Linked DNA regions of Homo sapiens: region 1 is linked to region 2. A link is a contact called in ENCODE Hi-C data. All regions are on one chromosome and are shown on one strand. The core of a region is the stretch at or near the end of the contact, and the rest is flanking DNA. Distances in the headings are between cores, read along the strand shown. Region 1 overlaps SYT2 (synaptotagmin 2). Region 2 holds the start of KDM5B (lysine demethylase 5B).

The links. Hi-C counts contacts between places; a loop is a spot of excess contacts on that map. Pooled maps may share reads with other maps.
Region 1: a map with no recorded cell type shows a loop between it and region 2 (15-fold over the local background). The contact joins the enhancer-like site here to the promoter of KDM5B in region 2. A Hi-C loop is called at or near these places in 2 of 37 single-sample maps with no recorded cell type and 7 of 50 pooled maps.

What each region holds. Positions count from the first base shown.
Region 1 is chr1:202,613,228-202,617,224 of GRCh38, forward strand. The region is part of intron 1 of SYT2 (synaptotagmin 2); the gene reads right to left. Among named protein-coding and RNA genes, the nearest start is that of SYT2, 95 kb to the right of the region's middle. Within about 2 kb of position 2,532, at least 13 of the 41 ENCODE cell types and tissues checked have a DNase peak (open chromatin) inside an H3K27ac peak, as active enhancers do.
Region 2 is chr1:202,807,171-202,810,779 of GRCh38, forward strand. It overlaps KDM5B (lysine demethylase 5B), which reads right to left and starts at 1,251. Exons shown (of 27, transcript NM_006618.5): 1 at 932-1,251. The coding sequence starts at 1,135. LOC124904583 reads right to left here. Exons shown (of 3, transcript XM_047439549.1): 3 at 3,068-3,609. RefSeq lists silencers at 136-205, 306-425, 826-1,025, 1,056-1,265.

The DNA.
Region 1 (3,997 bases), core at 1,282-3,781, 190 kb before region 2:
GTGCCACCATGCCCGGCTAATTTTTGTATTTTTAGTAGAGACGGGGTTCCACCATGTTGGCCAGGCTGGTCTTGAACTCCTGACCTCAGGTGATCCGCCTGCCTCCACCTCCCGAAGTGCTGGGATTACAGGCATCAGCCACCGCGTTCAGCCTGAAATCATTTGTTCTAATAATTTGTGTGTGTGTGCATGTGTGTGTGTGCTGGTGGAGTCCTTAGGATTTTCTATATATAGAATCATGCAAATGAAGATAGTTTTCCATTTTCTTTTTCTTCCCTAATTGCCGTGGCTAGAACTTCCAGTCCACTGTTGAACAGAAGTGGTGACAGTGGGAATTCTTGTCTTTTTCCTGATCTTTGGGGGAAAATCTTTCAATCTTTCTTCATTTAATATAATGTAAGCTGTGGGCTTTTTGTAGATGCCATTTATCAGTTGAGCCTAGCTCCTCCATTCTACCCTTGCCGCTGGATTGGCAGTCCTCCTCCCCTTTCTGCAGACAGCTCCCCACAGCCGGTCCACGGTCCCTGCAGCACCCCACCCTCTCACTCTCCACTGCAGGGCAGGCAGGAGGCAGCACAGGCTGGGGGAAGAGGCTGAATGTAGTCCCAAGAATGCCAACCACTTGTCATTTGACTCCAAAAATCCCTTTGTGAAACTTGATTTCTTCAATATAAAATTGTGGAAAATAATACCTACTTTTCAGAACTGCCGTGAAAATTTTAAAAATAAATTTGGTTGTGTCTGGCACATAGAGGGCATTCAATAAATGTGGGTTGGATGTGAATCTGAGAAGTGTTCATTGAACCTTATCTGAGGCACCTGGAAGTGGCCCTGGCACCGTAGAGGGACCCAAGGTTCATGGTGGATGCAGGCCTTCTCTCCAGACTGACCGTCCAGAAATGGTCCTGTAGCAAAGTAAAGCTGCTTGGTGTCAAATAAACCAGCCAGGAATGAAGACGCTTAATGCTCCTGAGGTTCAGGGAATCTGCAGGCCAGGAATGAAGGGGGAGAACTGCATCTCAGGAGTGTTGGAGTCCCAGAAAAGGAGATTAGACTTCCCTCTATACCCAGCAGGAACCACTGAAGGGTGCTGAGCAGTTATAAGTGGGGTTTGTGAAGTTAGCTCCATGGGGAGTGGAGCAGGGAGGTTGGTTCCACAGACCAGAAATGGTAAAGACCTGCACTAGGATGGGAAGGTAAGGAATGGAGTAGAGAGAACAGATGTGAGAGACACATTCATTCATTCACTCACTCACTCAAGTATTTACTGAGCTCATATCATGCTTCCCTCATGGAATTTACCATGCACTTCACATAAGTGCATATAAAATTGTAATTATGAGAAGTGCAAGAAAGGAGAGCCATCTGGTGGTGGTGAGCATTTATAATGGGGCATACGTGAATTAATCTGGGAAAGCAAAAGTGCTTTCTTGAAAAATTGATGATTGAACTGAGACCTGAAGGGTGAGTATTTATCCAGGTAAAGAGGAGATGAAAGGGCAGCCTAGGCAGAGAGCACAGCCTATGCAAAGGCCCAGAGGTGGGATGCAGTGTGGTGAGTCCAAAGCCTGAGAGAAGGCCAGGGCAGCTGGAGTGGATGGATCACGGTTCAGGGTGAGGCTGGCAGGCCGGGCAGGGCAGGATCAGGAGCACCATAGGCCGCGTCAAGGAGTTTTGTCTTTCCCAAAGAGGAATGAGAAGCTGTGGGAGGCCTTTTAGGGTGGGGGCAGGGGTAACATGTACAAATGTATATTTTAAAAGTTTCGCTTTGGCTGTCGTGAGTAAAAAGACTAGGGTGGAGCATAACTCCAGAGGAAAGCGGGGAAAGAGTTGAAAACAGCCAATAACAAATGTCATCCCCGAGCTCTTATGAAAGACAGACGGCATTCCCGGGGAATCCACCAGAGGAAAATGACTTAGAGCTGCAGAGAGGGAATGTGGGGAGTCCATGAAGCAGCAGCAGCAGATTGGAAGCTTTTCCAGACTCCAACAAAACCAGGAGGCCATAGCTGCCCAGACAGCAAGGGAATAGAAGATGCCTGAGGAGGCTCATGTCAAAGGCAGGCATGGGCAGTGGGCCCAGAGAGTGGATGGGGTGGATTCAGGGCCCGTCTCTCAGTTATGCACCCAGTACATGGCACCAGGTGCTGAGACCAGAAGCCTTGGGGTCATCCTTCCCATCCATGTGGGGTCACCCCCCCACATCCCAGGTGTCTGCAAACTCATCAACCACCCACAATGCCTTCCAAATCTGGCCACTTTCCACCCTCCAGCTGGAGTACCACAGTAGCCTCCTATCTGGAAGCTTCCACTCCCCTCCACTCAGCCTGATCTCCACACTGCAGCCAGACTGATCTATTTAAAACCCTCCTGTGGCTTCTTGTCACATTTAGAATAAGATCCCTGCCTGGCCTGGCCCCTGGCTGGCTCCCACAGGCATTTCCTGTCCTTGCTCTCAGTCACGCAGTTCCTGCCATGCTGGCCTCTTGCCACCAGCCACAAACCCACCAAACAGACCCCCATCCCACAGTCTTGGCACTTACTCTCCCTCAGCCTAGAATGCTCTTCCTGGAGAAGTCTCCCTGACCTCCCTGGGCCACCATCAGCCCCTCTAGTCTTCTTTTCCCACCATGGTCCGTGGTGCCTACAACTTGTTCGCAATTCCCCACACTCCCTTGGCATTTCTGTGGTATTCACCTGGCAAAGCGCCAGCCCTGGAGAAATCCCACTGACAGCTTTCTCCTTCTCCATGGCTACCCCCGACTGCTGAGCCCCCTGGTGAAAATCCCCCCACAGTACAAGGGCAGCCTGTATCCCATCAATCCCCAGGATCACCCAGGCCCTCTGCACTGCACAGAAACTGCAGGAAACGCCTCCCCACCAGCTTCGCCTCCTCCTCCAGTTTCCGCAGGCCTGTGGCTCCCTCACACCCCTCCTCTCTCTTTGCTGTTATTTTAAAGAAAAGCAGAAGCGAGAAATCTCTCAAAATGTCCCAACCTTGGGTCAAACCACAGACCTTTCCTCCTGACCCCTTGTGAGTTGAGGGCTTTTCCTCTGGTTAAGCCAGTTCCCGTTCCTGCGCAGGATCCCTCCTGACTTCTCAGGAAGTCTTTGCCATCCCTGCCCTTTCTTGTGCCTAACATTTCCCCCTTCCCTCAGCTGAGGCTGGACCAGTCCAGTTTATCACATCACCCACCAAAAATGAGCCCCACCTGCTGCCTTGTTCTCCCCTTCGTGACCACGCACACACACTTGCACACACATACACATATGCACACACATATACACACGTGCACACACACGCACACATGGTCCCCATTTCGTCACGTCCACCTCACTCGTCAGCCCCTCCATTGTGGCTTCTGCCCCATCCCTCTGCTGAAGTAGCTCTTTGTAAAGTCATGGATGATGAACACAAGGTCACTAAACCCAGGGCGCATTTTCATTTTCCTTGAGCTGGACCCCTGAGCTGTGGTCAGCTGGCCGCTGCCTGCTTTTGTCATAACTGTGACTACTCCTCCTTCGGTTGCCTCAGGCTTGCACTTGAGGTCCTTCCCTTCTCAGCCATGGTGTCTCCCTGCGTGGTTCCTTCTGCACCCAGGCATCAGTGCCATCCTCTTCTGTCAGAGTCAAGCCACTTCCGAGCTCCAGGCCCACAGGTCAACTGGCCCCCGACATAGCTGCCTGATCTTCTGGGTCTCCTCTTGCTCGCCTCCAGTCAGTTCCGTATTTGCCACCAAGGCAATCTTCATAAAATGCAAAGCCAGTCATGTCGCCAAAAATGAAAAGCCATCCCAGGGAGACAGGCCGAAAGCCCTAGCGTGGCCTACAGCCCCTCATGCTCTCCATCCAGCAGCACCTCAGCTTTCCCTCCCTGGGTTGCTAACACCAGCCTACACTCCTTCTTTTGTTTCCCCTAATACACTGTATTACCCTCTTCGGGGCCTTTGTATATGCTGTGCCCCCTTCAAGGAGCCAAAGCCTATGATACAGTTTG
Region 2 (3,609 bases), core at 1-2,500:
GAAATCTTCGGAGGTCTCTCCGTCTGACGTTCCCCTACAAACACGGCCTCGCCCGGACCCCATCCCCACCAGCACAGCCCAGGCCTCCCCGGGGAGCCGAGCGGCTGAGCCAGAAGAAGCCGGGAGTGTGCGCGTTCGGGAGCGCGGGCGGGCATCGGGGCCCACCGCCGCCCGTCCTGCCCCCGCCGCCCCAAAAGTGTCCCCCAGACACTAACGCCCCCCACAAACATCCGCTCCGGGGCTGGACCCGCGGCTCCTCCCCGCCCCCAGCCAGCGCTGGCCGCCCCCTTCTTGACCCCGGCCCGGGGGACACCTGGAGGCCCGGGGACCAGGCGGTGGAGGGGTGCCCTGGTCTGGAGGGTGGGGCGCCCAGGTGAGGGCCGCTCCGGGCCGACGCCGCCACCACACAAAGGACCAGGGGCTCCCGCCGCCATATTGAAAACTTTCCTCCTCGCACGACAACTCGCAAGTCCCCCACCCCCACCCCACCCCATCACACACCCCCGCACCCCGGGAGCGGAGGCGAGGACCAGCCTGCCGAGCCTCGCCGGGCCCACAGTCCTCCCTCCAGCCCGCGCCTCCGCCAGGCTCCGTGAGGAAACTCCCCCGCGACCACCCCCGGCTCCTGCCATCACTCCATCCGGAACCGAACCCGAACCTCCGCACCCGGCCGCCCGAGCCCCGCGGCGACCCGGCCCTCCCATGGCACCGCCGAAGCCCCCGGTTCTCCCACGCTCCTCATCTCCCACCCTGGAGAAGCCCCCGTCTTCCTCCCCCGGCCTCAACTCCGACCTTCTAGGCAGCCCCAAACTTGACGAGGCCGGCGGGGCGACCGGCTCCCCGCCCCCCGCGCCTCGGGCCTCCCCGGACCCGCGCGTCCCCGCTCCCTCCCCCAGCCACGAGCTGGATCCGGGGTGCTGGCGTGACTCACCGGCGGCGGCCGCACCTTACAGATGCCAGTCTGCTCGGCTATGGGCCGGATCTTGTGGATGAAAGCGAAGGGGTCCGCGAACTCTTCCCAGCTGGGTTCGAAGACCGGGCACTCGGGTGGAGGCAGGAACTCGCCCAGCGGGCCCGGGCCCCCGAGGGGCAGCGCCGGGCGCGGGCCTGGGTGCAGTGTGGTGGCCGCCTCCATCACCGCAGGCTGGGCAAGGGCGAGGCGAAGGTGGGCTCCGGGACCGAGGCTGCGAGCTCCGCTCGGTCCGAGACCCGTGCAGACGCGGCTCGAGCAACAGCAAGTCCGAGTTGTACGGGCAACGGCAGCACCTTGGGCTTTTTCAGCCTCCGACGACGACGTCTCGCCGCAAGCCCACGCCGTGCGCCTCCGCCGCCACGGCGAGGAAAAAGAGTCCCACCCCACCCCCATCGACCCACCCTCCGCGCGCGGCTCCCCGCCCCGCCCCCGAATCGGGCGGGGCCGCGCCTTCCGCTGTGGATGGAGTTTATCCTTAGGGTTTCAGTTGAGCCAACTTTTATTGACCATTTACTATGTATCAGAGTTCCTGCCCTGAAGAAGTTAAGTCTGGTAGAAAGGATCAGTCCCATAAGCCAATCATTCAATCACGTCAGTACACAATGGTAGGTGCAGTAAAACCCAGGAGGGGGTTTTGGAAAGAGTATTGGAAACGGAGAAGGATTTTCCAGTAGAGATAACAGCTTGAACATACACATAGCATGTTCATGAGAAGGCAATAGTAGTAATAATAATAATAACGTAACATTTTGGGGCACTTTCATATCCTAGGCACTGTTCTAATTGCATCGCATGATTAATCACACAACCCTATGAGATAGGTACTCTTATTTCCACTTTACAATAAGGAAAGTGAGGCATAGGTAGGTTAAGCAATTTGCCATAATTCACATGGCTAATAAGTGATGGAGACTATTGGGAGGTGGAGATGTTGCAGGGAAAATAATCATCCACAAACAGTCTATGACGAGGTCAGACTTGAGAGGGGCGAAAGACTTGAAATAATCCAGACAAGGAATGATAGGATCTAAATTAAGGCAGTGGTGCTGATAATTATGAGGAAGGGATGCAAAGGTAGGAAATAAAATTAGGACATAGTGACAGATTGAGGGGGGACGACGAGGTATTAAGATTCAGATGTCTGGCGTACCTGCCTGAGTAGATGCTAGCCCGTTGGCATTGCTGGAACATTCACCCCAATTATATACAGAAGGCGAGTTACTCAAGGGAAGAAGATACTGTGTTCATTTCTGGACATTTTGAATTTGAGGTGTCTCTGGTACATACAGGTAGAAATACACAACGGGGTATCCTTCAACAGACTGAAGGGTATAAATCTGAAGGGGCGAGATCAGAATTGGAGATATAAATCTGGGAGTTATGTGCTTATGGGTGATAGCCGCTATTTAATGCTACTGTGTGTAAAGCACTGCTCTAAACGCTCTGCATGTATTAGCTCACTGAGTCTTCACAACCACCATATTGAGTAGGTACGATATTATCCTCATTTTGCAGAGCAGGCAACGGAGGCAAAGAGGTTAACGAACTTTAAGAGATACGAACACTTTTGAGGCGCCTTTTTTCTTTTGGCGGGAGACGGGGGACGGGGGTGGGGGGGTAGTGTCCAGCAGCCTCAGAAAAAAGGAGGAAGCTCAAAAAGTAGAACGTCAACATTGAAATGACCTCTTTCATCCAGAAAGCTGCCAAACGTATGCAAGGAATGTTTGTCAAGATCTTAGTTCGCTTTCAGATTCACCTAGTGGAAGGAAATCTCTTATGCTTAAGAAGTCTTCAATTAAAAGGGGGGATGGGCGTGGGGGGAGAAGAAAACCGCCTTCCCTTCAACAAATTTTTCCCAGAGGTACCGGGCCCAGGAAAGAGTTCACAGTGGTCCTGGGAGAACGTATTCCTTTTCTTAGCTCTCCAGGGCTTTGGGACCTGGAGTCTTTTCCTGCTCCCTACTGCAATGGAGAGTCAAGCCCAGGGGACAGCTAATACACTATTAAAAGAATTATCAGTGCAAGATAGATATGCGATGTGGCAAGTTATAATAGAATCTAGGTAGTGGGTATAGAGGAATTTGATGCAAATTTCTTTTAACTTTACTGAATATTTAATAATACTAAATAAAAGTTGGGTAGAAGAATTATCGTCGATGGCTCTTTGGTGCGCATTCTGGGCCTCCGAGGGTCTTGATGAAGCTCATGTAGTGTCATGTGCTCTCTCGGGAGAGCGTTGACTATTTTCACTCCTAACGTTGGCATCCTACGAGCCAGGTAGGCATAACTTTGAGACAAATTCTAGACTTACATGAGTTATGATTATTATTTAACTGAGATGGACAGGAAGAACAAGCCTAAGAAAATCTTTCCCAATTCTCAGCTGCGTCCTACGATTCCCTCTCGCTCCCAACTCTCAAGGTCTCCCAGTCCGGCTTCCTCCATTTCCGGTAGTGACCCTAAGTGATGAGATTCTATCGCTCCCAGATCAGGCCGCAGCTGTTTGGCTCCCAGCAGACCCGGTGTGACGTTAAGGGACGGGGCGGTTGCCGGCGTCTTGAGGGGAACCTAGGGACCGAGAGGACTCTCCGGGAAGGCAGCCGCTCCCCCGCCCACAACAGACGCTCCCCTTGCCCT